Linked DNA regions of Mus musculus: all the other regions are linked to region 4. Evidence: chromatin loops called from intact Hi-C (ENCODE). Cell type or tissue: gastrocnemius. All regions are shown on one strand.

The links. Hi-C counts contacts between places; a loop is a spot of excess contacts. Peaks named below come from ENCODE experiments on the same cell type or tissue, not always from the same donor. Only the 100,000 strongest peaks of a DNase experiment are listed, where the experiment ranks them.
Region 1: it touches region 4 in a loop (3.0-fold over the local background); 16 of 42 quality-filtered maps call a loop at or near these places.
Region 2: it touches region 4 in a loop (3-fold over the local background); 5 of 42 quality-filtered maps call a loop at or near these places.
Region 3: it touches region 4 in a loop (11-fold over the local background); 28 of 42 quality-filtered maps call a loop at or near these places.

What each region holds. Positions count from the first base shown.
Region 1 is chr2:76,250,147-76,258,146 of GRCm38, forward strand. All of the region lies in intron 2 of Pde11a (phosphodiesterase 11A), which reads right to left. Among named protein-coding and RNA genes, the nearest start is that of Pde11a, 85 kb to the right of the region's middle. In gastrocnemius, a CTCF peak has its summit at 4,851 (motif pointing right); a DNase peak (open chromatin) is centred at 4,866.
Region 2 is chr2:76,580,725-76,588,724 of GRCm38, forward strand. It overlaps Osbpl6 (oxysterol binding protein-like 6), which reads left to right. Exons shown (of 27, transcript NM_001290733.1): 18 at 3,737-3,824; 19 at 4,292-4,545; 20 at 5,390-5,527; 21 at 5,991-6,054; 22 at 7,828-7,906. Among named protein-coding and RNA genes, the nearest start is that of Prkra, 63 kb to the right of the region's middle. In gastrocnemius, a CTCF peak has its summit at 4,582 (motif pointing left); no DNase peak of the experiment used is centred here.
Region 3 is chr2:76,613,963-76,621,962 of GRCm38, forward strand. It overlaps a transcript of Prkra not described here. Among named protein-coding and RNA genes, the nearest start is that of Prkra, 30 kb to the right of the region's middle. In gastrocnemius, a CTCF peak has its summit at 4,324 (motif pointing left); a DNase peak (open chromatin) is centred at 4,326.
Region 4 is chr2:76,366,366-76,374,365 of GRCm38, forward strand. It overlaps Rbm45 (RNA binding motif protein 45), which reads left to right and starts at 3,619. Exons shown (of 10, transcript NM_153405.2): 1 at 3,619-4,063; 2 at 5,670-5,792; 3 at 7,195-7,321. The coding sequence starts at 3,764. In gastrocnemius, CTCF peaks have their summits at 977 (motif pointing right) and 3,550 (motif pointing right); DNase peaks (open chromatin) are centred at 989, 3,598 and 4,226; H3K4me3 peaks cover 1,643 bases; H3K27ac peaks cover 1,112 bases.

The sequences.
Region 1 (8,000 bases), 120 kb before region 4:
GAACCACAAACCAGAAGCGATCCACCAGAGCACACCCAAGCAGGTGCTTTTCCCATACCTATTCACTTGTATATACAGCACAGATGCCTGCCCTCCCACACAGAGGACACCCCACAGCAGGAGGGGACCTCAAAGTCCTCAACTATGACTCCTTAAATATGAAAAGAATATCAAGTGTTTTTCTCACATTAAAGGACGAACTGGTCTGTTAAATGCCCAGGCCGCTCCTTTCCACCCCTAAGCCACTGTTCAGTTACCCAGGTGTGCTTTCCTGGTCTCTTTGTAAAGCGAGAATAGGTACAAAGAAAACGCCCAGCTCATTCTTCTGGTTTCCGCTCCTGTCTGCCACAGGCTTCATTCTGCTCCTCTGGACAATGAAACTGAACCAACAGACCAATAGAGAGGTCCTGAATTAAAGGATGTCAAATAGAGATAGTCTTAGAACACATTTACTTGTGTGACTGATGCCAACACAAACCTTACCTTTTCAAAATGCAGAACACTTAAAAAAACAAAGCAAAGAAAAACAACAACGAAACTCTTAGCTTCTTTCCCTACCACAGTACACTGTTCAAGACTAAGTTCATTATGCTGTCATTTCCCAACCTGTGGGCTATGAACCGGTTTTTGAAAAACACTACCCGTAGTGGTTGGAACATGAAATGACTCTAGTGGGATCATATCTTTGAACGCTTGTTTGTTTTTTCGAGACAGGGTTTCTCTGTACAGCCCTGGCTGTCCTGGAACTCACTTTGTAGACCAGGCTGGCCTCGAACTCAGAAATCCGCCTGCCTCTGCCTCCCGAGTGCTGGGATTAAAGGCGTGCGCCACGCTTGGTCCACCCAGGTGATGATGGCACGATTCGGGAAGGTTACGAAGGCGGAACCTTGCCAGAGGAAGTACATCACTGTGCAGGCACTAAGGTTTTAAGGATTGTCCCCATTTCCTGTTCCCTCTCTCTCTCTCTGCTTCCTGTGTGTGGATTCCTGAGTGCCCCGCTGGCCCCACGCTCGGGATGTCATGCCTTCCTTGCTATGATGGAATCTGTCCCCCTCTGCAGCTGTGAGCCAGAATAAACCCCTTCTCTTCTAACTTGCTTTAGTCAGGGCTCTCTATTCCAGCCAGAGAAAGGGAACTAATATAATACACTGAAGCTGCTGAGCAGCGTTGGGAAGCATGGTCACATAGATGAATTGTGTTAGTCTATGTCCTTTTCCTCTAACAAAATATCTGAGCAGACAATATAAAGAAGACGGCTCATTTTGTCACACCGTTTCACAGGCTTAAGTCCAAGGTCGGATGACTCCCTTGCCTTAGGTCTGAGGCGAGGTAGATTATCATGATGGATGGGGGTGGGGGGGTGAGATAGAGGAGACTGCTCATCTCAGGGAGTTCAGGAAACAGCAAGGAGAGGCTGCGAACAGAATATATACTTCAAAGACAAGCCTCTGCTGACTCATTTCCTCCCGTCAGAGCCTGCCTTCCGTGGTGTTATCGACCATTAGTGGGTGACTCCATTATGGACTGGTCCCATCACTCCATTAATCCATTATCCATTTATTAGATCAGGGCTTTCATGGTCCAATCACTTCCCCAAAGCCTCGCCTCTCAAAATCGCATTGGAGAACAAGTCTTTAATGTATGAGGCTTTGGAAAGCATTTTGTACCCAAATCACTGGAGTCTACGCTGTTGGATCCTGCCTGCTCAGCCTCGGAGCTCTTTTCACAAACTACCTCTCTTTTCCAGCTATAATCATGATTTGTTTTGAGACTGTTGGCTGCCCTGGAACTCACTGTGTAGACCAGGCTGACCTCAGACTCATGGAGATCCACTTACCTCTGCCTCCCAAGTGCTGGGATTGAAGTTGTGCACCACCACGACCTGGCTATACGTATGATTTAAAGCTTTTTACAGTATTTCATCAAAATTAATACAATAAACAAATCCTTTATCCTCTCAGGATAACACAACAAGCTTTTCTTCCCTCTTATGTGCCAGCCCCTGTCCTTACCACACTCAGTTGAAAGCTGGTTCCTTGGTCAGCAGGGCAAGGGAGTCGATAGGAGAAATGGTCTAAATTTACCTGTTGCAGAATTCATTGTAACATCTTGTGCATCTTTTCAACTCTTGAGCACTTGGCAGTTCTGATTCTACCTGCCTGGGAATCTGCTGCCCTGACTTCATGGCTACAGGTTAAGATCACAGGCCTTCAAAGCCCACAGGGTGAGTAGACCACCGATTACAAAGTGATATCCAAAATCAGGATGAAGACTACTAGATGAAGAAATATCTTAGGGGTTAACAACCGACTATAGACTGAGAGTCCCCAGTGTCTTCTTCAGCTTTTATATCTCCTAAATGTCCAATTAGCTGATCATTTTTACGTAACTATTAGTCAACCTGAAAATTCCTTTCTAACTTCATCAATCTATAGGACTGTGATAAACTTATCTCTTGGCTTTTTTGGATTAGAGAATGGAGTTGAACTGTCAAGTAGAAATGAATATTTATAAAGTAGATGCTTATTTTGGTATTCAGAAAAGCAGTCTCTACTCATTGGTAGGATTATTCTTGCGGACAAAATTCTGAATTACAAGTTCTAGCCCTCCTTTCAGTATCTCCGATATCTACACTGTTCAGTGCAGATTTATTTAGTCCTGTTACAAAGGCATTGGTTGGCTTTCTAAAAAGAAGTTCTTCTGAAGCAGAAAATTGACTCCATGTAAATTTCTCACTCTGTTGCACATATTAAAGTACATTGATTTTGCTGATGGAAAGAGGCAGAAGGACAGGGAGAGATGTGGGGGAAGAGGCCAAAAAGGTCATAAATTTCAAATCATGGAGATCCAGAGAATATTATCAACCTTTTCTCGTCAGAGAAATTGTTTGAGAGCCCTGTTATGTCCCTGAAAATGAAAGGTAGAGTTGCCAGTGAAGGTCAAGAGTAACTCTCCTCAGGATGGAGAGGGTTTTGGATGGTATATGAATATTTGAAGTTAGCCCTGATTTTAAGTGATTCTGTAAAGAAAACCAGATATTCTCTCTCTCTCTCTCTCTCTCTCTCTCTCTCTCTCTCTCTCTCTCACACACACACACACACACACACACACACACACACACACACACTTATGTACAAGCAGAGAGAGAAGCAGAGAGACAGACAGACAGACAGGCAGACAGACAGACAGACAGAGACATAGAAATCAGAATCTAGATGTAAATAGATTTCTCTGCGGATCTCAGATTCTTTACTTAGCGCCTTACCACCTGTGTGATCTTGGGCAAATCTCATCTCCATAAGGTGGTACCACACCTATTAGCATCTTAAGATGTTCACAGACTTTCCAAATGTTAAATAAGAGAAATCCTCAAGGGTCCTCCCCCTAGAGTATGATGGAAGTCCCAGAACATTTGTCCTGTTAGGTTTCTAGGGCTGCCACAATTAGGGAGCTCAGATCAAGGACAATGAGTTGCCTCACAGCTGACAGTTTGCAGGCAAGGTGTCAAAGGACTGCGCTCCTCTGAAACCAGTAAAGGAAGACTCCTTCTGTGCCACTACAGCTGCAGCTCACCAGATAGTCTGGGTCATCCGTGACCTAGGGCAGCTGCCTTCCTGTCTTACATCATGTTGTTCTTCCTCAGTGAGCACCTCTGTGTCTATATGCACTGTTTTAAAGGACAGCCCTTGTGCTGGAATATGGCCTGCCCTTGTGACTTCATTTAAAATTGACCGTTTCTGTAAAGACCCTATTTTCAGATAAGATCACACTCTGGGACACTGGGTTAGCAGGACTTTAAGCTTTCCTTTTGGGGGTACGCTGAGGGCACCACTCCACTATCATTTACTAGACTGTCTTACTATAGATGTTTGCAACAGCTAGGGCAGTACAAAGTACCCAACTATAGACGGTGCTTCTCTCAGGGTTTTGAAGACAGGAGCATGTTGAGTGTGAAGACAAGTGTGGGCCTGAGGGCTTCCCTGTTCTTGGCTGAATCTGAAATGTCTAGCTACTTACTAACTTTCCTGTCATTTATGGTTTTCGGGTTTTGAGACAAGGGAGAAACATTGCCACAGAACTTTACAACCAGACCTGCCCTAAGCATATTCCATGTCATAGTCCATGTCACATGGTGAGTCATGTGACAACCTCACTGGTACTCATCACAAACTGGGGAGAATGGCCAGTGGAACTCCATCAGTGTAAAATATATATTTAACCAAAATAAAACATTCCCAGTGCCTCTTTTGCCTCTTTTTGGTTGTTTGTTTTGTTTATTTCTCCTTAAATGCCTTCTTTATAATGTTGTTTTCTCTTCCATTATCTTGATTCAAACACCACTTTCATCAGATACTAGTCAAGCACCACAAATGCATTTCTATGCCTAAAAAGGCTTCAAGTTAGTTAACATAAAAAAATGGACTAAGGAGGGAATGCAAGCCAGAGGGGCCCTTGGTTTACTTTTTCAGGGCTACATTGGTTTCCAGTTATTGAAATCCATTAAATAACCAGCCTCCTGTGATAGAGCCATGTGGTGGAGAAGACTCAGACCCTGGCATGAAAAGAGAAGGCTTGAAGAGAAAGCAGGAACTTCCTGGTTGCTCAAAATAACCCATTGTAACCCTGCCTCTCCCTATTCTATGGATCTGAACACAGAAAAGTGTAATTTTAAATTAGGCATTCATTTAAAACAATTGTTTTCCTTTGATGCCATTAAAAATTCATAGATGGTTTGTATTTCTCATTTCAACCATAGGCTGTTTTTAGTTTCAGTTTTCTTAAGTTGTTCTTGTCCACGGGAACCTTTCATTTCCAAAAGGATGCGTTGGGTCCTCAGCAGTGAATCATGGCCACCAGGTGGCACTCTACCCAACAGGCTGCTGGCGCTTATTTTAATTAGCATGCATTCTAAACGGATTGCAGACAAGGTTCCAAGAAAACAGGCAAACTCTGAGGCTATTGTGCAGACTAGAAAAGGGGAAGTGTGTTGTAGGCAGTGGAGAGGCTATGGCTGTAATATCAAAAGTAGGATCCCATCCGCGCCCTGACACAGAAGTTCTTTGAAGGACCTTATGATACACTACAATGAGTCAATCCACTCAAAATGACACCTAAACGCCTGAGGATTTTGTTACTTGATGAACGCAAGGAAACTTTTTCATAAGTTCTGAGTTCTTTAAACTTTTATTTTTAAATACATGGCATCATTTGAATCTATACTTGTGTGACAGATACACACACACACACACACACACACACACACACACACATACACAAAGCCAAACACAAAAACAAAACAGGAAACTAAGAATTAGAACTGGGGAGAGCGCTCCATCTTCAAGGTGCTTGCCGTGCAAGCAAGAGAACCTCCAAACCCATGGTCACACAGTGGGCCTCAGAGCAAAACAGAGAGGTGGGAATGTGGGGAAGAGATTTGCAGTGAGGAGAGAGGGTTTTCCAGGTGGGAATGGGCATACGTAGGAGTGACTGTAATCAGAATGTACTTCACTGCATTCATGTATGAAATTATAAAGCACAAATTCAATGAAAATTATTTCTTTTTAAAATAAACCAGATGTACTGGTGCACCCTTGCAGCCCCAGTGCTGGTGGGGGAGAGAGAGAGATCCCTCGGGCTTGCTGTATGATCTAACCTACTTGGTCAATGAAAGACCATTTCAAAAACAAGCAAACCAAACCAAGACAGAAACCCAACCAACCAACCAACAACAACAAAAACTAGGGTAGACTACACACCCTGAGGAGTAATATCTAAGGTTATCATCTGGCCTCCACCTGCTTGTGCACACCCATGCACAAGTACCTCCCCCCACCCCCAACACACACATACACACACACACACACACACAGGCGGGGGAGTGGGACTAAGAACTGTAGTTCTCTTGGGATACACGTGATACAAACATGTTTGTAATTCGATTGTTTCAGTCAACCAAGCAGGGCAACTAGCAGTGACAGCCTAGAAAAGTCACCTTCCGGTCCAGAATACTGAAACCAGTAGGGGAATCTCACCAGAAATGCATGGCAAAACCGTCTCCCAAGGGAACGTCAACCAAGAAAACAAATTAGCAATAGAGAACATCTTCAGTACACGGTGCTTGCCTTTCCCTGGTCTTGATTCACTTCTACTTAGCAGCCATCAATCAATCCCAAAATAACTATCTCTTGCTGTGTAATTGTTGGAGGGCTTGGGAAGAGAAATGGTTTATACAAAGATCTGAAATGTGCCTATTATTCAAAAAGACCTAGTGTAATTTGTGAGTCTATCAGAGTTGTTCTGGTTTTAGACTGGTGCTAAGTGGAAGAGCTAACATGATACACTGCAAAATGCATGGCATTTCTTGCTGCTCCGTACATTGTACAGCAAGGAGAGAGAGAGAGAGAGAGAGAGAGAGAGAGAGAGAGAGAGAGAGAGAGAGAGAGAGAGAGAAGCCTATGCATTACAGTTTGAGGACAGATAATACTCTAATGAAAAAAAATCACCACCATATTGCCGAAGGTAGGTAAGGATATAGTTGGGTTTGCTTCCTGTCTCTGTAGCAAACCCCATGCATGGCCAAAAGCAACGGAGGGAAGGAGGAGTTTATTTTCATTAATGCTTCCAGGCGACCATCCATTGGCGATCTGTGGAAAACTTGGGCAAGAGCTCCAGGTAAGAACCCAGAGGGAGGAGCTAGAACAGAGGCAGGAGGACTGCAGCTTGCTAGCTCAGTGAGGTCCATGATCAGCTGTTCTTATATGTCCCTTCTCCGACCTGCCTTGCTCTGTTATATAAAATAAGAGAATTTCTATGCTTAAACTTCAATGTTAAGAAAAGCTAGCCGGGCGTGGTGGCACTCACCTTTAATCCCAGCACTTGGGAGGCAGAGGCAGGAGGATTTCTGAGTTCGGAGGCCAGCCTGTTCTACAAAGTGAGTTCCAGGACAGCCGGGGCTACACAGAGAAATCCTGTCTCGAAAACACAAACAAAGAAAAGAAAAGAAAAGAAAAGAAAAGAAAAGAAAAGAAAAGAAAAGAAAAGAAAAGAAAAGAAAAGTTGTGGCACAAAAGCAAACCTTTTCATAGCAATTAGAACCCAGTGGTTTAATAAATGGCTTTGTAGAGCACTGGGGACAGTGCCCAGGTGCTTGTGTTTGCTTCTCACTGCTTTCCATGTGACACTGAAGATGGCTGGAGTCACCCTTGGAGCGCGCAATCTTGCACAAACCCCTTCTATCGACCATGAGCTTTCACAAATAGAAGTTCTTCAGGCAGCAAGAAAAGCACAAGGAGACAAACAGACCATCACATGCACTGTTCATTCTTGTCCCAAACTAGTATAAGATTGGGAGGGCCAAATCTGCATGCAACTATGGAAACAAAAAAGAATCAAGAACTGGGCAGAGTGACTCATCCCTATGATCCCAGCATTCAGGAGTCAGAGGCAAGAAAACCAGAAGTTTAAGACCAACTGTGGTTACAAGAGACCCAGTCTCACAAAATTAAATTTAATTAATTAATTATAATAATTAATTAAGTTTTAATTAACTAACTAACTAATTAATTAATTAATTAATTAATTAGAAATGACAGTACAATATCCAGAAATAGCATGACAAGCCCCCTGCAATCGCCTTCTGTACTGACATTCCGGGCAGTGAACTGCAGCAATGACCATCAGGCTAGTCCATCCAAAACTCCTCTTAGCTACATCTTCCTCTTTGCCACGTATCAGTCCTGAGGAGCCAGGAGGCTGGACAAAAGCAGAACCTCCAGCAACAGCGTCCTTGCCTTCCCACTGCCCATGGGTTTCCTCTGTCCACTGCAGCTATGCTTCCTGGGTGTTCTGGCTTTTCTCTCACAGATATGGTGGCTAGTCATGGTATATACCTCACAACAATCCAAGGATTCAACAAGAGAGTGCTTTGGGAGTGTGTAGGATGGTATTCAACACACACAAGTGAAAGCCACCAGTGACGAAGAACACATAGGGGTGATGCC
Region 2 (8,000 bases), 210 kb after region 4:
TCAGAAAATCGTCTACTAAAAGCTATATCATTTTTTTAAGATGGCCTACTTCTTTCCAGAATGATCTGGTGTCTGCTTTAAAACTTGTGTCTGCAGGGACGTGCCTAATCACTTTTAGAATATAGTTCCTGATTTACTTTTGAACCCCGAAGTTTAGAACCAAAATATTTGGCTCCAGCACTTTTAGCTCACAGGGAAGACACAGACCTTGGTAACACCCCAGGGTCTTGATCTGTGTGTAGGACCATATGAGAGGACCACATCAAACAGCCCAGCCCCTGTTGCTGCACACAAACATGGGACGTGTGTACCTCTGCCTCATGTCTACGGTCACTGCAGAGTTCTACAGGAAAGATAATGTATCACTTATGACACAGTCGCTTAGGAGAAATCAGAAACTGAAGTGTGCTTACGCATGGCTCTTTCCTTAATAAATGCGAACAACAAACGAGATTGCAATATACACTCAATTCCAGGAGGCACTTGTCTCCTTGGCTGCAATTAAGTGAGATGAATTTTAGAGCAGCGGTTCTCTGCCTGTGGCTTTCAACCCCTTTAGGGGCTGAACCACCCTTTAATAGGGGTCCCATATCAGAAATCCTGCATATTAGATATTTTACATTAAGATTCATAATAGTAGCAAAATTACAGTTATGAAGTGGCAATGACATAATTTTATGAGTGGAAGGTCACTACAACATGAGGAACTGTATCAAAGGGATGCAGTAACACGGAAGGCTGGGAACCACTATTTTGGAGAAATTGGGTGGAAGAGATTGATTGGCCTCTTCTTCCCTACAAGCTAATGAGCTCAGCTTTACCACGCCTGCTGGTGTCCCTCTAGCTCTCTTGCAGCCAGTGAGAACTGTGGAGACCAAGTAGAGGGGAAGCACAAGAATAAGGAAAAATATTTTTATTCTCAATTTTCCATGTTTATAGACCTCACACACAAAAGCAAAAATCCTATTGCCCTAACCTATATGTAAAGTCTTGTCAGGGTATCATGTGAAATATGTGAACTCTTTTCAACCCTGGTATTTATTTACTTAGTCAGTCTCTCTCTCTCTCTCTCTCTCTCTCTCTCTCTCTCTCTCTCTCTCTGTGTGTGTGTGTGTGTGTGTGTGTGTATGTGTATGTGTGACTGTATGTGTGTGTGAGAGACTATGTGGGGGCTATGTGTGTATATGTGTTCTTGTATGTGCATGCCTCTGGGTGTTTCCTTGTGTACATACACATGTATGTATAGAAGACAGAGGTCAACTTCCAGTATTTTCTTAAGTTTCTCTCCATCTCATTCTTTGAGACACGTTCTGTCCCTGAGCCCTGGTGTTAATTGATTTGTCTAGGCTGCCTGGGGACTCTGTCTCCTCTCCTCCATTGCTGAGATTTCAGGTCCATGCACCCCATCCAGCTTTTACATGGATGCTAGGAATCTGATTTCAGGTCCTCTATTCTTGTACAACAGACACTCTACTGACAGATTAGCCCTTCAACCCTAAAATCATCAACAAATCTGGAAATATTAAAAAAATTAAAAATGAATTAAAATATTTTTAGCAGTACTGGAGATCAAGCCCAGGGCCTTGGGCATGATAGGTAAACTGTCTACCACTTAGCTGTGCCCTCAACCCCGATAGTTTGTATTATATTAAAATATAAAACTTTGAGTAGCGAAATGTCAACATAAAGTTTAAAAAAGATAGGTTGCAAACAAGGAAAATGCAGCATATATGATAATAGAAAACTGTTGAAAGACAAACAGGTTTACAAAGAGCTTACCCATCCTTGTCTGTCCCAGAGGCACCTGCTTGTTGGTTCATCTCTGTATTCCATCAGTGCATACTAAATGTGCTGCCTTTCCCAATACAGATGAAGAACTTCATCTCTTGTAAGGCAAAATGTGTTCAGAATACTGCAAAACTAAAGATCCAGACATGCTGAGCATAACTGCAGTCCCAGCACTTGGGAAGCTCACTGCACGTGGTCCAGCTTATTCTATGTAATGAATTCTAGGCTAGCCAGAGCTATGGAGCAAGACCTTCAAGGCACCAAAACAAATGGTCAAACAAAGAGTGATCATCTTTGTTAATAGTGAAGATGCATGCAGTGTGTGTTTATGCTGCCGTTATAAGGTTCGGGGATGAAGCCTACTGAATGGTCGTGATTTTCAAACTGTTTGCCCTCATGGACTTGCTAATATTTTTACAAGAGGGATGCTTTGGTTTTAGATGTTGCTCTTTGTACTTGGAAGATAGGGGCGAGCATTGTTTTCCTGCCTGAAGTGGAGACCTTGGTTTCCCAATTCTTTTTTTTTTTTTTTTTTTTTTGAGACAGGGTTTCTCTATATAGGGTTTCCCAATTCTTAACTGTCCCAGTACCCTTACTTAACTGCTCTGACTCTCTGGACCTCACACTGTTCCTTAATTTTGCTCTCAATTTGGATTTCATTTTGGTTTTTTGTTTATTTGCTTTTGCAGTATTGGGGATTGAAGCTAGGGCTTATGCGTGATGGATTGACAGTCCACCACTGAGCTGTGGCCCTATACCCACTGCTTTCATGGATGCTCCATTATTTTTTCTCATGAAGACAATGACTTACTGTTTGATATTCTCCTCATCCTCCTATTAAGTTGTCAGATTCTGTCTAGGCTACTAGGATTTCTTACTGAGACCTGTGTAGCATCTGCTCATCTCACCTCCTTAAAGGAAGCTGAAGCTGCAAGCATTTTGTGGACGACTAAGTCTGACTCTGTGTGGACTCCCTTGCAGCTTGTGGACGACTAAGTCTGACTCTGTGTGGACTCCCTTGCAGCTTGTTGGGTTTTAATGACCCTTCAGGTTGTCTGAGACACCTACCGTCAGTGTCATGCTTTCTTCCTGTCTTCCTGTGCTTAGCTACAGTCACTCTTAACTTCCTAGCAGTCCTTGGGTAAATGTTTCTCTAACTGTTCTTACCTCTGCCTCTCCCTCCTTCCTGAGCTTCTCTGTCTCAATGACTGGGAAACCCCTCTTCTTTCTTTGACATCTCCCACACCCTCTGCTCAATAACGCTGCTCTGGGTATCCTATCCGGAATGCTCTGGGTAGAGACACAGGCCTTCTTTTAGGTATATGTGTTGTGTGCTTGATTTTCCTGAATTAAGCTTCTCCTACCTTAACTAAGATGGGAGCTACTTTTTGTTTTGTTTTGGGTTTTTGTTTGTTTGGTTGGTTTTTGTTTTCGAAACAAGGTTTCTCTATGTAGCCCTAGCTGTTCTAGACCTAGATTTGTAGATAAGGCAGGCCTCAATTCACAGAGATCCTCCTACCTCTGCCTTCCAAGTGCTGGGATTAAAGGCATGCGGCATCACCACCCAGGCATGCGGCACCACCGACAAGGTGCTACTTCAAAACATCGGTTCCTCCATAGCATCCTGTAGAAGACACTCAGGTATTCTTTTTTTTTTTTTTTTTTTTTTTGGTTTTTCAAGACAGGGTTTCTCTGTATAGCCCTGGCTGTCCTGGAACTCACTTTGTAGACCAGGCTGGCCTCGAACTCAGAAATCCACCTGCCTCTACCTCCCAAGTGCTGGGATTAAAGGCGTGCACCACCACCGCCCAGCTTCAGGCATTCTTTGAACATATGTCAAGTATACTTTCACTGAGATATCTGCTACTTTTAACCATCTGGTGATCTGAGCTCTCGAGGCGAGAGTCCTAAGAATCGCTCTCACCACCTCTCGCCCTTCCTTCCTTAGGCTTCTGATGATGAGTCCTACATCAGCGACGTGAGTGACAACATATCTGAGGACAACACCAGTGTCGCCGACAACATTTCTCGGCAAAGTAAGCATCGTTTGAGTGTCCGAGTTGTTCTATCTACAGGTCACATTCTAACCGTGGCGAGTCGGTAGCCAGCCATTCCCTCCTTTCCCTCACTTTGGTATTCATAGCTTCTCTTTTGCATAATCTATCCAGGTGGCAATTATGAAATCTATTGGGTATGTGGTTAAGTAGAGAAGGTTTACTTCTAGTTATAAGAAATCCCTCCTGTTAAAATATGCGCGCATGCGCACACACAGACAACTTTGCTTTTTAAAAAAATATTTGAGTATATTTAAAACTTTGCTTAAAATCCTACCCTGATGTTTTGAGCACTTGTTCTCAAATTTATATAGAAACCATCCTATTGGATTAAGGCGCTTAGATGTATTACAGTCAGAATTCCAAGAAAGGGTTTTCTCTCTTCCACTCTGATATTATGAAGCCAGAGCGGGGAAGCATCACTCTCTCTGCCCTTCTTCCCCTCCCAGTCCTGAATGGGGAGCTCACAGGAGGCGCCTTCCGCAATGGCCGTCGCACCTGCCTGCCTGCTCCTTGCCCGGACACCAGTAACATTAACCTGTGGAATATCTTGAGGAACAACATTGGCAAAGACCTGTCGAAGGTCTCCATGCCCGTGGAACTCAACGAGCCCCTCAACACCCTGCAGCACCTCTGTGAGGAAATGGAATACAGTGAGCTCCTGGACAAGGCCTCAGAGACCGACGACCCCTACGAGAGGATGGTATGGGAACAAAGGACGGGACAGCGCCCCCTAGAGGACCGGAGCTAGGCTCCAGCCATCATGTAGACATCCTTGTTCTAGGACATTCTCACGGCTTCGGTTTAGAGAAGATTTGATCTGTGTGAATAACATAACCAAGCAAAGCCAGAAAGTTCTAGATACTCTTATTGGAAGCTACTCACGTTGTGAGGTTTCCATGGCCTGTTCTCCCGCAGGGGTGCCCAGCCCTTGGCTTTGCCATATGGAGTCAATTTACAAACGTGTTGGGCCTCATTCATAGCTACCCTGAGGTGCATGTGACCTTGAGCTGTGTGGGCATACCTGCTGGCCTAGACAGTTCCCTAAAGTTTGTCAGAAATATCCTGCTCCTTAGAGGTTAAAGCGTGCTGGGCCTTGCTTTGTCAGCTAGTCTTGAGTGCCAGGAGAGCCCATCTGTCTAAGAAAGCAACTTGCTGTTGGTACTTTGTCCTTCATTCCATAACGCTGGAGGACTTGACCTCTGCTCGAACCAGTGCCAGCAGCTATACCTGCATGCCTGTGAGAGCTGAGTGTACCTGGGAAATGGCTTACCAACTGGCCTCCTGAACCTCTGAACTCCCCGTTAGTCAGGAAATGGGGTGGACACACAAATGTGGAGGACTTGACTTCAGTTGCCTGATGGTTCTCCTAGGAGTAGTTTAACCTCTCCCTTCCAGTGTTGTGATGAAGATTCAAATAACTGAAAACACGAACAGCATCAGATCTGCAGCCCTCTACATGGATGGATGTACAGTCGGTGGGAGGAGAGGCAGGCAGACCTGGGCTGGCCCCTCCTATGTAATACTCCTTTCCTGTGACCTCGCAGGTTCTCGTCGCTGCCTTTGCAGTCTCAGGGTACTGTTCCACCTACTTCCGAGCAGGAAGCAAGCCATTCAATCCGGTCCTGGGGGAGACCTATGAATGCATAAGAGAAGATAAGGGGTTTCGGTTCTTCTCAGAACAAGTAAGTGAGGTCGCTGTCCAAGGTAAGAGGGACAGTACAGTGACGAGAAAAGCCTTGCGAACTATGTGTACGGGACAGGCTGTTTTACCAGTTGACAGAGAATGCACATAATTTAGATGCTCCATTGCCCCCTTGAAGTGCGTGTAAATTCTGTGTTTAAGCATGAATATTAACAACTTAAAATTTATTATTAGAACTGGATGCTCTTGTTTTTGTTGGGGAAGAAGGATCTTATTTAAAAAAAAAAAAAAAAAACCATTGATGATCTAGGTATTGTAGTGCATCCTGTAATCCCAGCACATGGGTAGAGGCAGCAGGGTCAGGAGTTCAAGGCCCATCTTAGCTATGCAGCCAGTCTGAAGCCAGCCCAAGCTATATAAGATCCTGTCACAAACAAACACAAACAAGAACATCCTTTATAAGAATTGGAATACTAATATGATTGCCTTTTTTTTATTACCAGGTTAGCCATCATCCACCCATTTCTGCCTGTCACTGTGAATCCAAGAATTTTGTGTTTTGGCAAGGTTTGTATTTCAATTACACTTGAGAGTCAAACGGATAAGCCTGTGGACATTTTCTAGCTACCGAAAGTACACTGTGCTCAGTTTTATCTCTGCCTTGGGAACTCAGAGCCTATTTGTAAATGTTGGCACAGATTGGCTTGAGAAATTAAAGTTTCCACTTCACTATGAAACTGTGATGTCTTGGAAATGAGATGCTGAGCCCACGGAGCTCACACGCTGTCCATCACCCATCAGAGCTCCACGCTGCCTGTGTGGTCTGGAGCCATCACCTTGCCTCGTGGCGGCGCCTTGTGGGCCTCAGTGCTGTGGCACTGATGTCTGCTGCCCTCCTGCAGAATTGCCCTCTAGCGTATGTGCAGAGATTTTCATCCCAAAGGGATGCTCACCGGCACATCTGCCTAGATGTCTAGTCGACACAGATGTGACCATGAGCATATGTACCAACCTTGATGAATGTTGCTCAGAAAAACTCTCTAGACTGAACATGGACCAATAGTTTTCTTTTATTTCAACAAAAATGGAATCGTAACAACCATTGACATAGGATTGACACTTTATTAGTTTTTACAGGCGATCCCAGGGTAATTTCAAGTACATGAGAACAATGCATCTTTTACATGCAAGTACCTTGCACTTTTTATATAAGGGACTGGAGCATCTGCAAACTGTAGTGTAGCATGTAGATTTTCTCGAACAGTCCCCCTCCCCCGAAAGGGATGACAGTTTAAACACTGAAGTGAGTCAGGGTCCTTTGACTCTTTGGAGCTCGCACTTTGAAAGGAAGGCTCTCTTATTTAAGTCCCATTGTTGTGGTATAATTTCAGTCTTATCTAAATTAAAGTTCCAAAACCCCCTCAGGAAAATAGAGAACTTATTTTTTGACTTGACCATTAAGTGTGAAATAGTTCTTTGTATGTGGAGGCTCACGGGAAGTATTACCTTCACTTGAGAGCACACCATGACAGAGTGCTGGGATTGTGCTGTATGGCAAAGCAAGAAAATAAGTTAATTCTTGATTATAACCAAGAGTCAGAAGTCTTATGAGGACAGCCCTCATCTTTTTTAGTTTATCCAGAGGGACCGGGTGATTATTACAGATTTGCAGGTAGATTTGAGTGTCCATGTGGAAAACATAAAGCCATCATATGAGAAGGAATGGTGGGCCTCAGGCTGCAGCATAGCCAGTACAGGAGATGTGTTCATTAAGTTCAACCCATGAGCTCATAAATCTGCTCGATCTGGAGGGAAAGATCTTAGTGTACTGTTTTATCTTTCGCTGTTCTCTGGGACATATAACTCCTTCATATAGGGAGACATGTGTTATAAGGCAGAGGTATAACCATACTGCAGTTATTTTTTGCATATACTTCAGGCTTGATGTGTGTGTATGTGTGTGTGACTTTTTAATCATTCAATCAGAACAACATTTTTTATTATCTGGGGATTTAAATAGGCTCTATGTTCATATGAATATATAAGCACCTCTCGCACGTACATATTTTATTCCTAGCTTCTGAAATTTATTTTGTTAAATGGAAACAAACAGGGAGAGTGATTATAGAGGAACAAATAATGAACCTGGGAAGAATCACAATATTTTCATCACCTTAGCTTTTTCACCAGGACCGTTAGGGCCTTGGGATATTAAATGAATACTACAGGATCAGTTGAATTTGCAACATATGCCTTGTAACATATGACACGGGTATTGGTTGCTGCAGAACTCATCAGACATGGAGCACTGAATTTTTGTCCTCTCGCTATCTCATCTAGATATCAGATGGAAAAATAAGTTCTGGGGAAAGTCCATGGAAATCCTGCCTGTCGGAACCCTGAACGTCACGCTTCCAAAGTATGTCGTTCTCCCTTCTCGGGCTTCTTACTTTCTCTTGCAGTTCAAGTGGGTTTCTGGAAGGTTCTAAGGGTCTATGTCCCTGTAAGCCCAA
Region 3 (8,000 bases), 250 kb after region 4:
TTTAATGACTATTGGGGAAATATATGCGAAGCAGAAAATTTGGCTTTAGGAATTTGTTTTTCCACTTTACCAACATTTATGACCTGTTACTAAATTCTAAGAGCTGTTAATGACAAGAAAAAGAAGGTGGCAAAGGGTGACTTACCATTTCCTGCCCTGTCTGAGGTTGCTGTTGTCCTCAGACTTTTCTGCCTTTTGATTCTTTAACTGGTCAGAACCTGCGCAGGAACAACTGATCTTACTTCCTCTCCTTCCTGAAGCAACTCACGTGACAGGTTTCATTTGTTTTCTGGAAGTTTGACTGAATACTTCTCCAAGAATGTTCAAATATGTCCCCCACCCCCCAGCCTCGCCTCCACCCGCTTCCTCCTCCTTTGGAGGTTTCCACTCCCAGATCAATTTCTTTAACAGTTATTATTCTATTCCAATTCCCATGGTTTGGGGGCTTTATGTTCAGAGATTCTGGCAGTTTTCATCTAGGCTCTGCAAGTTATTGCTACGTGATTGTTCGTAAAATTGGCTTAAATCTCCAAGTCAGCTGTGCCTGTAGCTATTGCTTCTCATGCAGTCTGCTTTATAGCTTCTCTCCCTGGGGGCGTGGCTTTTTTATTTTTCTTTTACAAATTCTGCCAGACATGTCGCCAGCAGAATTATCCTTGGCTTTATTAATAACCTCCAATATTACACATTTATTTATTTATTTATTTATTTATTTATTTATTTATTTTCTGGTCCCACTCCCTCCAACTCCTCCCCCAGGCCATATTTATTTCATATATGTGGGTACACTGTCTTCAGACACACCAGAAGAGGACATCAGATCCCATTACAGATGGTTGTGAGTCACCATGTGGTTGCTGGGAATTGAACTCAGGACCTCTGGAAGAGCAGTTAGTGCTCTTAACAGCTGAGCCATCTCTCCAGCCCAATATTACACTTTCTTGATGGGCCTTATGCTTCTTGCACTGTTTGCAACCCCTGGCCCCTTAGGTGATTTCTCTTGAGTTTTCTGAGACCCTTGTCTCCCCTTTAATGCTATTTGTCCTACACAAAATTTCGTAGTGTGTGTGTGTGTGTATGTGTGTGTGTGTGTGTGTGTGTGTGATCTGCTACAAATATTTTAGAGGTTTTCTTGTAATTTTACTATTTTCCTGTTTTAGTCTTTTGTTTCCAAACTTAATGGGGCTTATATCCCAAATTGCTACTGGTTGCTAGTTCTATATCATTATGGTTAGAAAATGTGGTTTGCCGGAGGTTGGCTCTTTGGAGGGCTTCTTTGTGGCCTGTGTCATAGAAAAGCAATTTTGAATGTTCTAAATACAATTGCAAAGAAGTATGTCCTTTGATGGATCTAAAGTTTTATATTTTTCTTTTAGTTTAAACGCATTGTAATTAATTACTAATGTTATTGTGAATGACCCTTTGTTTTATTTTTTAAGATTTATTTTTATTCTTAAGTTGTGGGGGTTGGGAGAGAAGAGGAGAGGAGAGGAGAGGAGAGGAGAGGAGAGGAGAGGAGAGGAGAGGAGAGGAGAGGAGAGGAGAGGAGAGGAGAGGAGAGGAGAGGAGAGGACAGAACAGGAGAGGAGATTCTCCCTGGAGCAGCAGTTGTGAGTCATCTGATATAGGTGTTTGGAACTGAATTCAGGTCCTCTGCAAGAGCAGCAAGTGCTCTCAACAACTTGGCCATCTCTCCAGCCAGTCCCTGCTCTTTCTTTTTGATGAACTTCTAAGAATCAGTGTGAACTCTTTAAGTAGAATGTACTAATTTCCATTATCAGCTCCTGGCTTTTATTACAGATGTGCATCCTGCAGTCACTGTAGCTCCTGGATTGTGGCTTTCAACTGCTCATTAAGCTCTTCTCTGCTCTTTCCGATGCTTTTCATCTCAACTACATTTTGCCAGATATTAAAATTGCTTCTCTAGGTACTTCTGATTCCTAAAAACTGCTACAGCTTTCTTCCACATTGATATTTCCTGCCTTTTTGTATTCTTGATCCTAAATAGGTCTTCCATGGATAAATATTGCTAGACCATTTGTATTTTTAATTGAGTAAGGTAACTTGTCTTAGTTTGTGAGTTTTAGTCATTTAAGTTTTAAAACACATGTTAGGGCCCAGGGGCACAGCCCAGTGGTATAGCAGTTGCCCAATCAGTTTCTTCTACAACTTCTGCCAACCAAATGTTTTAGATCTCACACAGTTCTGAGCTTATGCTCTCTCCTAACACCCTGGGTTAAACCTCTTGACCACAGTACAATCCTCATCTCATCCCCACAGACCAGCCTCCCATTCCAGTGATGCTGAGCCCTAAGGAGTCTCTGGACACTCCAGAGTTGCCTTCCCTGAAGCTGGAGTAGGCACTTGGCTCCTCCTTGTGTTGCACTAAAAGCTGCTGTGCTCTCTCCCTCTGCGGTCACCAGCTTTGTACTGTCGTCTGACCTGTCCACTGTCCTGAGTGAGGCTCTTGCACCTGTTTGCTTTGCTCTCCCTTCTTGAAGGAACTCTGAGCAGGAGGTGCCTCGACTCCAGTGCACAGGAGCCTCTTTAGGCCTGCTCACGCCCAGGCTGTCTAGAGGACGATTCTGGACCTCATGGGTATTGAGCCTCTATTGGGCAGAGTCAATGCTAGCGTGCTCATTAGCATCTTTTGATGAAAATGGTAGGTGAACATCATATATACAAAACCAAGATGAGGCAGTGATGGCTGAGAAAGGACCAGGAGCCTGGGTTTCAGTTCTCTAGAAAAAAATCACTACAACTAAGTAAACATATGCTCACTTAGCAGAGTAAAACTGATATCACCCTATGACCGCTGTTCCAAAGTGCTAATAAGAGGGTTGTCCTACAGAAGACCCATATCTGTCCTTCAGAGAGGAGTAGTTTGGTAGACACATTGTCAGTCAAACTTGTGAATGTGATTTAAGAAACTGTTTAGGGCTGGTGAGATGGCTCAGTGGTTAAGAGCACCAACTGCTCTTCCGAAGGTCCTAAGTTCAATTCCCAGCAACCACATGGTGGCTCACAACCATCTGTAATGGGATCTGATGCCCTCTTCTGGTATGTCTGAAGACAGCTACAATGTACTTAGATATAATAATAAATAAATCTTTAAAAAAGGAAACTGTTTATTTCTCATTTGTATGGAAGAAAATTTCTCATCTATTGTGAACTTCCTTCCAGAGTGAAGCTGTTTATTTAACTTGTGAAGTTGAATCTGGACTCAATTGAAGTCAAATAGTATCCAGTCCTCGATGAGTAACCACCTCAATAAGAGTGGACGTGGATGAGAGATTTGTATTCGGCTAATTGTTGGGGGCACAAAAGTCCTTGCACCCACCAAGCACTAGAGAACTGAGAATGTTAAACACTCAGGGGTCTCTCCTCAAAGTAGGGGTTACCTGTTTTCTGCCCCAGAGGGCTCCGAGTGGATGCTGTTAACAACCTGGTGACCTTTTTGCTACCTGTGGGGGCAAACTCACCCACCTTTTCTATAGAGGCAGACCTCACTCAAGTTCCTCCCAAAAGATTATTGCAGACTCTCCCCTCCCTAGATCGTTATCTTGAGCTCTCAGTTAATAGCCTATCCTTAATGGGGGTGTCACCAGTCTGATCTAGGTTGGTGAAGTCAGCCTGGACAGAGGTTTCATTCTCTCCCCTTCATGGATCACTTCCTGGCCTGGCCACCTACAGGGTCTCTCTCAGCTAATTATCTTTTATTACTACAGAAATCGATTGAAGGGTATTTGGAACATGAAAAGGCAGCTATATTTACAGGAATAATTAAACATTAGGATTTTTTAATGTCTTCTTCATACCCAGGAAGTATGGACAAGTCTCAGAGAGTTTTACTCTAGAGCTGTCCAGACAGTTCTGCGGATAAAAGAGCTTGCAGCACAAAGTAGATGACATGAGTTCTATCCTTGGGTTCCACAATAAAGCAGAGAAACGACCAGAAAATTGTACTCTGACCTATGCACATGCCCACCTCTCTCTCTCTCTTACACACACACACACACACACACACACACACACACACACACGACATTGTCACATTTTGTTCAAATTAAATAGCTCATCAACTATATTTCTGGAATCCTTGTTTTTGTTTTGTTAAGACAGAGTCTCTCTGTATAACTCTGACACTCTCAGAACTTGCTATATAGACCAGACTGGCATCAGAGTCTCATAAATTTGCCTCCAAATGCTGGTATTAAATTAATGGGCCACCAAGTCTGTTCTCTGGAATCACAGCTGAAATTAAATGAGTCTTAGGTAGAATTAATTCAGGAGATGGGCTTAGACCATGTATGTCTCCCCCAAGTGGCTAAAAGGCTGAAGTGCCTATGGCTAAAGACAATTTGCTAACTAGCATTATTAGCTCGAAGGGAAAGCTCAGAGAAGATGCATAGGGCACCATTCTAGAAGTTTGGTATGTAAAAATATATGACATGATATGCATTAAGAAAACTTAAGTCTATATCTATACAGTAGAGATAACAATTAAAATATAAAGACTCATGTTTGAGTGTCAAATTCTTGAAGGGACATCTATCTCAGCAGGACATACTTCAGAAAATGAGGCTCTACTGCCATTATCTGAGGTCATTTACATTCCCAGAGGGAACGTTTTCCATGAAATGTACCTGTGTCTCACACCGTGTGTTAACACAAACCTAGATAGTGCAAGTCACATACCCTGCCACTCTGTGAGATTTCCTGATGTACCCTCCCCACCCCACACCCCACCCTCCAAGATGTGGTAAATCTGAGAGATGCAGGGGGCTCATTCTAATGATAAAAGGAAACATACAGACCAGGGCTATAGCTGTTCGTTATCATCAAGTATTTACTGTCTATAATTGCATACGCTGAAGGGCATATACAAACATACATGGAAGGGCAATACAAATCCATCAATGAGGAAAGTTTTTTGTATTTAAAAATATTAATTGCTTCAAATGATCAGACTAATGAATATGGGATTAATTTACAGCACAAGAGGTTTATTCACACCAGCATCGTCATAAGAAATGTGCTGTACTTCTGCCTTATGCCGGCTATAATGTCACCAGGCAACAGGAACTTCTCAGCTCTGTAATGGGACCACCATCACTGACCAAATGTTTTCAGAAAATGACTAGTTATTAGCTTGTAGCACAGCTCTGGCATCTTCTGTATACTATACAGAGCCATTATGGTCTGTGGTAGAGAGAGTAAATCAAGGGCCTCTATGTCCTCTGTGAGGATGGAGGAAAGTGTCTTGAAGGAAGGAGTGGGGACAGGGAGACCTGCCTTTAGGACTTGTTAGTCTGAGAGTGAGCCTGGGATAATCCACTTGTAACCACGGACTCCCTGACACATGCTTAGTTAGAAGACACGTGCTGTTAGGTGTGAAATACAGGTTGGGTTTCAAAGAGACATAACACAGAGTGTAGAATACCTCACTAGTGATCTTTACACCGATTATATTTTGAAGCAAAATATTTTGATATACTGGTTAAAGGTAAAGTAAACTGTTTCTTTTCTCTTAGAAACATGTTTAAGTGCATAGATAATTTACACTGATTTTTTTTCAGACAGCAGTAATCTAATGGCAACTGAAGAGCCTCCAGCTCTTCTTCAGAACGGATAAAGTCTGTACTGTTTGCTAACAGCAATAGAAACTCTCGGTGTCTCATGATAAAAGACCACAGTCTTAGTTAGGGTTTCACTGCTGTGGAGAGACACCATGACCACAGCAACTCTTATGAGTGAGAACATTTACTTGGGGCTGGCTTACAGATCCTGAGACTTGTTTCATTATTGTTACGGCGGGAAGCATGGCAGCTTGCAGGCTGACATGGTGCTGGAGAAGGAGCTGAGGGTTCTACATCTTGATCTGCAGGCAGCAGAAGGAAGACTCAAACACACTGGCCAGGCTTGAGCTTCTGAGACCTCAAATCCCGCCCCAACAGTGACACACTTCCTCCAAGGCCACACCTACTCCAACAAGGGCACACCTACTCTAACAGAGTCATACCTCCTAATAATGCCATGCCCTACTAGCCAAGCATTCAAATTCATGAGTCTATAGGGGCCAAACCTATTCAAACCATCATCAGATAGTACAATACAAATCACATCAGAAGTGATCCAGAGAGTCCGAGAATGTCATCAACAACCTGAAGGTGATGTCTTTGGGGCCAACACTTGCTGTTCACTGTGTCTATCCAGTAAGCCTGAACCACAAGCTTCAGTCACAGAAGGAGTGCACACACAATGATTTGTAGCCACCTTGATTTTGCAACTTTGTAAAGAACAGGTCTTCCTCGGGCTTCTCCAAGGGCTTCAAGGCTCTTGCACATTCTTATTACTTCATCTTTCTAACAATGTGTCCTGCTGAGGGAACTGGCATTTGTCGGGGAGTGGACCCCGAGCACACTGCTACTATGAATGCTCCAGAGGTGACTCAGGGTAAGCAATCATTAGTGCCCTGGACAGGAAGAGGAACTTGAGAGTGAGTCAACAAGGCTATAAAATGGAGTGATCCGAACACCAGAGGACCCAGGTTTGAACTGTGATAATCCATACAAGACACTTGACACAGTAACTACATCCTATGTAACATCCGCAACTGGCAGCTTGGTACTTTATTTCATGGTATAGCTCAGTGGTCAAGTGCAATGCCACCAAATCAGAAGAGTGTGCAATTTCATTTTAGTAGTATAAAAACTAAGGGTAAACACCACAGTGAAACAAAGTTCAGTGCTGTTCTTTCGTATTTGGGGTTTGTAGTCCTTCCTACAACACCGCTGTGCAGATGCCCTTAGCAGGCAATAGAGATGCTTTTTAGAACTACTTTGCAGACATGACCACAGGGCTCGAAATTATAAATGAGTGTGCATCATTTTCTAAATGGAGACATGGAAGCTATGTAAATGAATTATTTAATACCTGGAAATAAGGCAAAAGGTGGTTGGTTTGACCTTCCCACCACGTATGGATGAAGGATGCCTCTAGGTCATACTTAGACTTCTTCATTCTTTGGGGGGAGTAGTGTGCTAGGCACTGAATGCTGGGTCTCACACACATTAGGAAAGTGTTCTGATGTTGACGCATTGAGGAACCTGCTCCCCCACCCCCCATCCAAGGCCGTTTACTCTTTTTTAGACATTAGTTCAGTATGGAGCATAGTCAAATTCTATACAAGCTGGAATCATAGGATTTTTTTTTAAGTTTAACATAACTGACACCAAGCATTTGAAGTAAGGCAGATAATTTGAAGGTGCAGGGTTTGAGATGTGGCTTAGTGGTTAAGAGCACTAGGCCCTCCTCTAGAGGACCCAGGTTCAAGTCCCAGGACCCACATGACAACTCACAACTGTTTGTAACTCCAGCTGCAAGTACAGCCTCTTCTGGTCTCTGTAGGCACTGAATGCCCATGGTACACAGACATACATGCAAGCAAAACACCCATACACATAAAAAATAGTAAATAAATGTTTAAAAGCATTAAAAACAAAACCAACCAAATAAGCAGAGGAGTATACATTAAGAATATTACCATTTCCAATGGGCCTGGTGGCGCACGCCTTTAATCCCAGCACTTGGAAGGCAGAGGCAGGTCTCTGAAGAGGTTTCTGTGCAGAAACTTTAGCTTTAAAACTTACTTTCCAGTGACTCAGTGGGTAAAGGTGCCTGATGCCAACTGGTGACTGGAGTTCCATCCTTGGGCCCCACAGGTCTTGAAGTGACTTCCATAGGTTGATCTATGACCTGCTTGCACATGCCATGACACAAGAGCAAACACACACACACACACACACACACACACTAAATAAATGTAAACCTTCCTCCCTCCCTTCCTTTTAGACAGGGTTTCATTATGTAGCCCTGGCTGCCTTGGAGAGGCAGCTGAGGGAGGTGACCTTAAACCTCTGACCCTCCTGCCTCCACCTCCTTAGTGCTAGGATTACACTTGGAAGGAAAACACCAACTCCACAGAGTTGCCCTTTGGC
Region 4 (8,000 bases):
ATGTCATTAGAGATAGATGACATGCTCTAAATTGAATGTGATGGCACTTACTTAACCTCACTCCACCTGGATCAACTATGTGAATTTCTACCTCACTTTAACTTTATCTTTGACAAGGACAAGGTAAGGCTAGAGGTTCCTCTTCGGGGAGCTAGAAGAAACTCTTCTAAGATGGGCGAAGGAGAACGAGACCATCTCAAACTTCAGTGTAAACCACCTGGATGCTCACTGAGACACCCAAGGGCTGTGGCAGTTGGCAGTTGAGATGGAGATGCCTGGCATAGACCATAACAGGAGAAAGAAAAAAAAAAACTCCACTTATTCCCAGAAAAGACATGGCTATTTCTCCATTTATACTCTCATCCCTCAGCCAGGCCTGGTGGTTGAAGACCTGTTTATCATAATCACTCATGCCACTCAAACTTCAAAATGAGCGTAAGGCCAGCCTGGGATGTCTAGTTGAGACTGCATCTCAAAACAAATTGTATAAAGCGGAGCTTTATCCAGTAAAGCCTAGAACAAGCAGGGTCCTACGTTCCATCGCCAGTACTGAAAAGCAAAAGCCTCTCCCTTCCCCATGGCTTTTCCTCTATAGCTGCAACTCCCTGATCCCCATAGGTGAAAGGTTGAAATGCGAGTCTGTGTGCTCAGTCTTGCTATTGGTTCCATGATTCAGAGAAGGAAAACAATCCTGTTTAGGGCAAAACCAGGGGAAATGTGATGAATATACTAAATATACCCAACAGAACCATTCAGATGAGTGAATTTAGGATCGCAAGCTTATATTTTAGTAGTGTAAATAAACGCTTCTTGCCTCTCTCGAGTATACGATGTTTCATGTTTGGGTGATACAGATATAAATGCCTTTCCTATAGTTTCCCAGTGCTTCTCTTGAAGGAAATACTATAAGCTCTAAACGTGCAGGATGAGAATCAATATTCTTATTTTACAGGCACTGCAGTTTAAGAAAACGGTTTCCCACTAGATGGCGCTGGTGCGCAAGTTGTCTTACTCGTGATCTTTGCACTTCCTCACGTCAATAAAATGATGACATTGTTTTCACCTGACTGGTCTTCCTTCTAAGACAAGGAAAAGTGGAACCTTAGTGCAAGTTACTCCCTGTACTTTCTAAGCTGAAGGTAAACAGAACATTCCTTCCACAGAGTGTGATGCCAGGAAAAAACGATTGTAACCCCTGTGTCAAAATCATTGTAACATCTGTAATTCCTGACGCTTAGAGACTACTAGTTAGACAATACAGAAGTTGGCTTTGGGCACTATAGTCAAAGGAAATTGGAAAACTAATGTCTCCTGTGTCCTTGTACACATGCATTTCATAGCCCTAAACTATGAGCTCTATATAATCATTAACTACATGAGGCTAAACTGTTAACTTCATGATAGAGGAAAGAGTGGCCATTTGTTTGATACTTTATCTCTTGTGTGGAACACAGTATTCAACACATAATTAAAAGTCAAAATATTTAGTTTCCAAGTGTGGTGGTATACATCTGGAATCCCAGCATTTGGGAAGCCAAGACAAAGAAGATTTAGTTAAAAGCCCACCTGTGCTGGGTAGTGAGACCCTGTGTTGCTGAGTGCTGGAGAGATGGCTCAGTGGTTAAGAGCACTGATTGCTCTTCCAGAGGACCCAGGTTCAACTCCCAGTACACACGTGGCAGCTCACAACCATCTGTAACTTCAGTTCCTGGGAATCCAATGCCTTCCTCTGACCTGCACGGATACTGCAGACACATGGGACACAGATGGTACATTTAGGCAAAACACTCATATCTATAAAATAGAGTTAAATAAAAATCTTTGGAAAAAAAATAAGGTCAATTGAATGAATGGATGACTTCACTAATTATGCCTGACACCTGCTCTATTTAGTATGTAACATTATTTCTACTCCGCAGTAGAGAATCTCACAAGAGTCAGTGATGGTTCTTTCTCCAGCCCTGAGTCTCTAGCTCCTGGCATGCATGACTGATGCACAATAAACATGGATGTGTTTGACTTCATAGATGGCCCGATCTTAGCAGCCTCGGTATGGGCATTTTAGGAGGTGCGTCCCTAGCCCAGCTCTGCGATTCCTGTGCTACTAAAGGCTAACCCAGTCCTTTGTCCTAAATGCCTGTTCACCTCATCACCAAGGTTCACTAATATGCCGTGGAAGCCAGTGGGCATTTCGCACTTTGCTTGGGCCCTCTAATTTCTCGTAGTTCTCAGATGTGCATCCATCACTCTCCCTGCTCGTGCATCTTGGATGGGCTGCGGTAGCTGCGTAGATCACACACACAGCTGCCTCTGGGCCTGGTTCTGTTACCTGTGCATCTTAACTTTGAGCCTCAGATTTCCTCATCTCTAAAAATAGGGATAAGGATTCCATGGTTGTAAAAGGCTCCTTTCAGCCATCAGACTCTATGGTTTTAACTCTTAGTATTCTATTGCTGCGAAGAGACACCATGACCACGGTAACTCTTATAAAGGAAAGCATTTCACTGGGGCTGGCTTACACTTTCAGAGGTTGAGTCCACCGTCATCATGGCGGGAAGGATAGCAGCAGGCAGAGATAATAGTGCTGGAGAAGCCGCTGGAAGTTCTACCTCCAGGTCCAAAGACAAGAGGGAAAGAAGGCACTGCTACTGAAACTCCCAAAGCTCAACCTCACACTTCCTACAAGGCCACACCCACTCTAACTAGGCCACACCCATCCTAACAAGGCCACGCCAAAACGGTGATGAAGACTGTGTTTTCACCAAAATTTCAGACAAACTCCCCCCAGGTCTTCTGCTTGACTAGATCCAACTTCCAGCTTTCTGTTCTAGGGGAATCTAATTGGAGGACAAATCCTGATAAGTCAGTTTCGCCATAATTCTTATCCTTGATGTCTGACTGCTGTTAATGTCTTTTTTTTTTTTTTTTTTTTTTTTTTTGGTTTTTCGAAACAGGGGTTCTCTGTATAGCCCTGGCTGTCCTGGAACTCACTTTGTAGACCAGGCTGGCCTCAAACTCAGAAATCCACCTGCTGCTGCATCCCAAGTGCTGGGATTAAAGGCGTGCGCCACCACTGCCCGGCTGTTAATGTTTTATTACTTATCAACTTATCACTTATCTACAGCCTAAGTTCTGGGAAGCAGATCTACTGAGAGTCTCTCTTACCCCGCGATCTTCAGTAATTGTCCTTATACTAACTCATATTGTACTGTCCTCCATTTATCTTACTGGAACCAAGTCCAGTCTCTCCCCCTTACTGCAAGACCCCAACGCAATGGTCCTTTGTACCTGTCTCTATGGACCATTTTGAGTGAAGCCTGCCTGCTTTTTGTATATTTTTGGTGTGGTGCTTTTGCTGACCTCAAATTTACTATGTAGCCCAGGAGGCCTCAAATGTAGCAATCTGATTACAGGCTTAGTAGAAGCCAGCTTTGGGAAGGCTTAAGAATCAGGCAGGTGGATCTTTTTAGCCACAGGGCAAAGTGGTTTGCATAAACCCATTCTTGGTTTTCCCTGGGACTGAAGATTTGAGATTGCTGAGTCCACCGTGGCACCAGGGGGCGCTGCAGAATGTTCCCGGAAGCCCGCAGACCTCACTGCGGGACGCACCTGCTTTCCGGCTCTCGGCTCTTCCGGAAGCGGAGCTGCTTACCGGCGTGGGGCGAGACGGGGAGCTGCCGGGAAGCGGCCGGGAAGCGGCCGAGAACCTGCCGGGTGAACAGGGCCTGCAGGGGGGCTGCGCCTGGGTCCCGCGTGGGGCGCCATGGACGACGCCGGCGGCTTGGGAGGCAGCGGAGGATTCCGCCCGGGCGTAGACAGCCTGGATGAGCCGCCCAACAGCCGCATTTTTCTAGTGATCAGCAAGCACACATCCGAATTGGTGCTGAGGGAGCGCTTCTCGCCCTTCGGAGACATCCAGGACATCTGGGTGGTGCGCGACAAGCACACTAAGGAGTCCAAGGGCGTGGCCTTCGTCAAGTTCGCGCGCAGCTCACAGGCCTGCCGGGCAATGGAGGAGATGCACGGACAGTGCCTGGGTCCCAGCGACACCAAGCCCATCAAGGTGCGGGGCTGAGGTGCCTGGTTTAGGGTGTGTGAGGTAGAGATGCCCAGGTTGGGGTGTTTGGGATATGGGTGCCCGGGGTTGAGGGTGCTCGCGAGGGTGACGGCGGTATGGGTTGGGGTCTCTCCCGCCCCTTTGCTGCGCCGGGGATGCTGTGCATCTGGTAGGAGAGGGGTTGGATTCTGCACGCACCGTGAGTGTGCCGAGGATGGCTTGGAGGAGCGGATCCCCGGCCTCTGGCCAAAGGAGCCTCTTACCCTGGGAACAGATTGGGTAGCCACATCCAAGGATAGCACAACTGTGGCTGACCTCGTAAGTCAGTCAACCTCCTGTCCCCGTCTTCCTGTCTATTGTGAAAACTTTTCTGAGCTTCCTCTCTCGAACACTGTAATTACCTTCGCGACTAGAAAATTTAGTTTTAGGGTTTTTTTTCCTCGTGTATTTTACTTTTACAAAGCTTGAAGGATCTCTTAAGTAAAAAAAAAATTACAGCACCATGCCTATAAACAGAAAATTATCAAAGTAAAAGTATTTTGTGACAAGCTATGCTATACTGGAAAGGGGCAAACCTAGAAAACGGTGCAAGGTGTGGGGGAATTCTGGTTTGGGTTTTGTAAGAATACCATTTACGAGTGTTCATGGACTGTGGGCTAGAGTGTCTCCAGCCCCTCTTCTATGCTGCACCTGGGCATGGGGAGGGGAGTTAGAGGGTAGTAGGGGCAGAGAAAGGCAGAGGGAGAGGAGGAGGGGGAGGGAAAGAAGAAGGAGCAGGAGGAAGAAGAAGAAGAGAGAAAGAAAAGGAAGAAGAAAGAAGAGGCCAGCCATGAGCACGTAGAGAAGGGGAAATAAATGGGGGCGGGGGGAGAGCAAGGGAGGAACGGGGTTAAAATTTTTGAGAACAAGGTGTGTGCTAGGTCATTCATGTGCGCTATATAGATACAGTCATTAATCAGGGGACTTTATAAGCTCTTTAGGCTCGAAAATTTAGAAATTTGTGATCTGATGGTATCCCCGCTCTTATTTATCCAAGGTTCCCCTTTTATCTACTATTTGTGTTTTCTTTCGAGTTTCTCTTGTATGTTTCTTTGGCTATTTCATTACCGGTGTGTTGATTAAATTAACTTAGAGTTGCCCATTTCTTCTAATACCGTTGGCAGTGCTTGACATATGGTGGGTATTACTGAAGAAATAACTAAAATAGACCACCTAGGGATATGCCTCTAACTCTGTCTTGTAAGTAGGGTCCTTTGCCTCTATAGCAAGCTGTCTCCTGAGCAAAGGTAAGCTCTCCTTCTCCTGGACCCAGTGTTCTCTTCCACAAAAGTACACAGTGTCGTGGTTTTTATATTCGGTGTCTTTTGAGTTTCTGCCTCCTGCAGTGTTCCGTTTTCCATGGTTTTCTCACACTTCAGTGATACACACTGCCCTCCTTAAAGGAAACACACACACACACAGAGCACCCCTCATGGGTCCTTGTGAATAAGGTGTTCCATATTACCTGAAGGCCTGCCTGGCCTACAGACAGAGTTAAACTGTAGCCAGGGTTATAAAGTAATATGCTTAAGGAATACACAGCGTTATTCTGAAGGCTTTATATGTTTCTTAGGTTTTCATTGCCCAGTCCCGATCATCAGGAAGTCACAGGGATGTTGAAGATGAAGAACTCACGAGAATCTTTGTTATGATACCAAAGTCCTATACAGAAGAAGACCTGCGGGAGAAGTTCAAGGTACTTTTGTGTTATCATCATAGCTCCGCCCTCAACATTGTTATTAACAGTCACTAACAGCTGGACGATTGTAATGAGAGTTCATCATAAGATCTAGGTTGAGAAAATGAAGTGCAAACGCTGAGTATTTTCATTAAGACTACACAGCTATAGGTGATAGCACTAAAATATAAGCCCTCTCTGCCCCCAGAGCCTGCTCTCAAAATTCCAAAGCACTGGTTGGTTCTCATTTATCTTGCCCCTCCACAGAGTGAGTCACCGGCCTGAGCACGTGAGCTGTGCTGGCTAATTCTGATCATGGCCTGTGCTATGTTGATATCACACTCACTCACAGCTAGCTTTATCCTAAGATTGAGCTTCTCTGTGGGTCACAGTTAAGGGAAAACGTTACAGCTCTGAGCTGCTAATCAGAGAAAATGACTTTGGACAAATAATTTTAAATCTTTGTAGGCAGCAACTATTTGTAGGTTTTTCTCAACAGAAACTCAACACGGTTTTAATTGTTTCGAGGTGGTTGCTTTCTTATGGTATTCTCTTCTGTCTAACCTCTTAACACCGTGAGTTGGAGGTGGGTGACAAGCAAGAAGAAAGAAGCTAGCAGGAAAAAATAGTTTTCATATGTCTTTGGCCCTACTCCAGTTGACCTTCAGAAATAACAGATTCCAAAAATTTGTACTCCATACTTCCTCCAATAGTAAGAAAATGTTTACCTAACTTTTTCTCAGAGAATAATAAAGCACCTTAATCTAAATATATAATAAACTTGTTTACAAGAGAATTTTGTAAAATACATACTAAATGACATAGCATGAGTTTATAAGCCTACGTGTCTTCCAACATTAAACATTACTGTGTGTTTCTCCCAAACACTAATTTTCTGAGTAGACTATTATGTTCTGCTTTGAACTGATCCTCAAAAGAGCATCCAGTCAGTCATTCACGATGCTGCTGGAGACACGTAAACATTTTCAACAGATACTGCTGCGTATTGAGCGTCTCCTAGACTCTTAAGCGTTTAATCTGGATCAGTCCATTTAACCTTTCGCAGTCCAGTGAGGTCAGAGGTGCTGAAGATGCTGACAGAGGAGAGTAAACTGCCTGGCTACTGAGTGGTTGAGCTAGGGCTGAATCTCAGAATCCCAGTTCCAGAGCACGCCCACCTGTCTACTGAGTGAGACAGTGTGGACAAGCCTTTCTCTCCCAGTTTAGTTTCTCTGTGGCTTAGGCAAGATTTCTATAGGCTCAGCTTCATTGTCTGTCAAATCAGCAGTATAGAATGTGTGTGTCACCTTGAAGGATTGCATTGTTTGCACGCACGAGACACAAATACGTATAATTTTCAGTCTTGGACTATCTTATTCAATTGTGAGTCTCCTAAGGTCATCTCTTTTGACTCTTGTAGGTGTATGGAGATATCGAGTATTGCAGCATTATTAAGAATAAAGTCACTGGAGAAAGTAAAGGCTTGGGCTACGTGCGCTATTTAAAACCATCACAAGCTGCCCAGGCAATAGAAAACTGTGATAGAAGTAAGAATGGGCTTTTAAAGTTTTATTTTATGTGTTTGGTGGTTGTGCCTACATGTACATCTGTGCGCCACATGGGTGCAGTGCCTGCCGAGGCCAGAGGAACATCAGATCTGGAACTGGAGTTACAGATGAGTGTGACCCTCCATGTGGGTATTGGGAACAGAACCCAGGTCCTCTGTAAGAGCCACAAGTGTTTGTAACCACTGAGCCATCTTTTCAGCCCCAGAATATACTTTTTTATATTTTGTTTTTAACTTTGCTAAAAGGCCTTTAAAAAGAAATTCTCATTATTATAAATAACAGCCTTCCATGCTATGCCATGTAAGTAGTGTAGCAGGTATTTATACAGATCCAAGGCTGAAAACATTTTGCATTGATGAATCAGTCATGCACTGATGCCATCCTGAGAAACACGATCGGCTGAATCCTCCATAGTAAGTGCAGGACACTCCTGGCTCATTGTTTGCATAGGTTTGGGGCTTTAAAAATTATTTTGTAATTTAAAGTATTGAAAACTGATTTACCCTTTTAGGTTTTTAAAAGTATTTTTCTTTGTTGTTTTTCTTAAGACAGAGTCTTGTTGTGTAGCCCAGACTAGACTTTTCACTTGTGATTCCCCTGCCCTGGCCTCCTAGCTGTCAGCTTTACAGGCGAATGCCCCTGTGCCCAGCAGATCTGA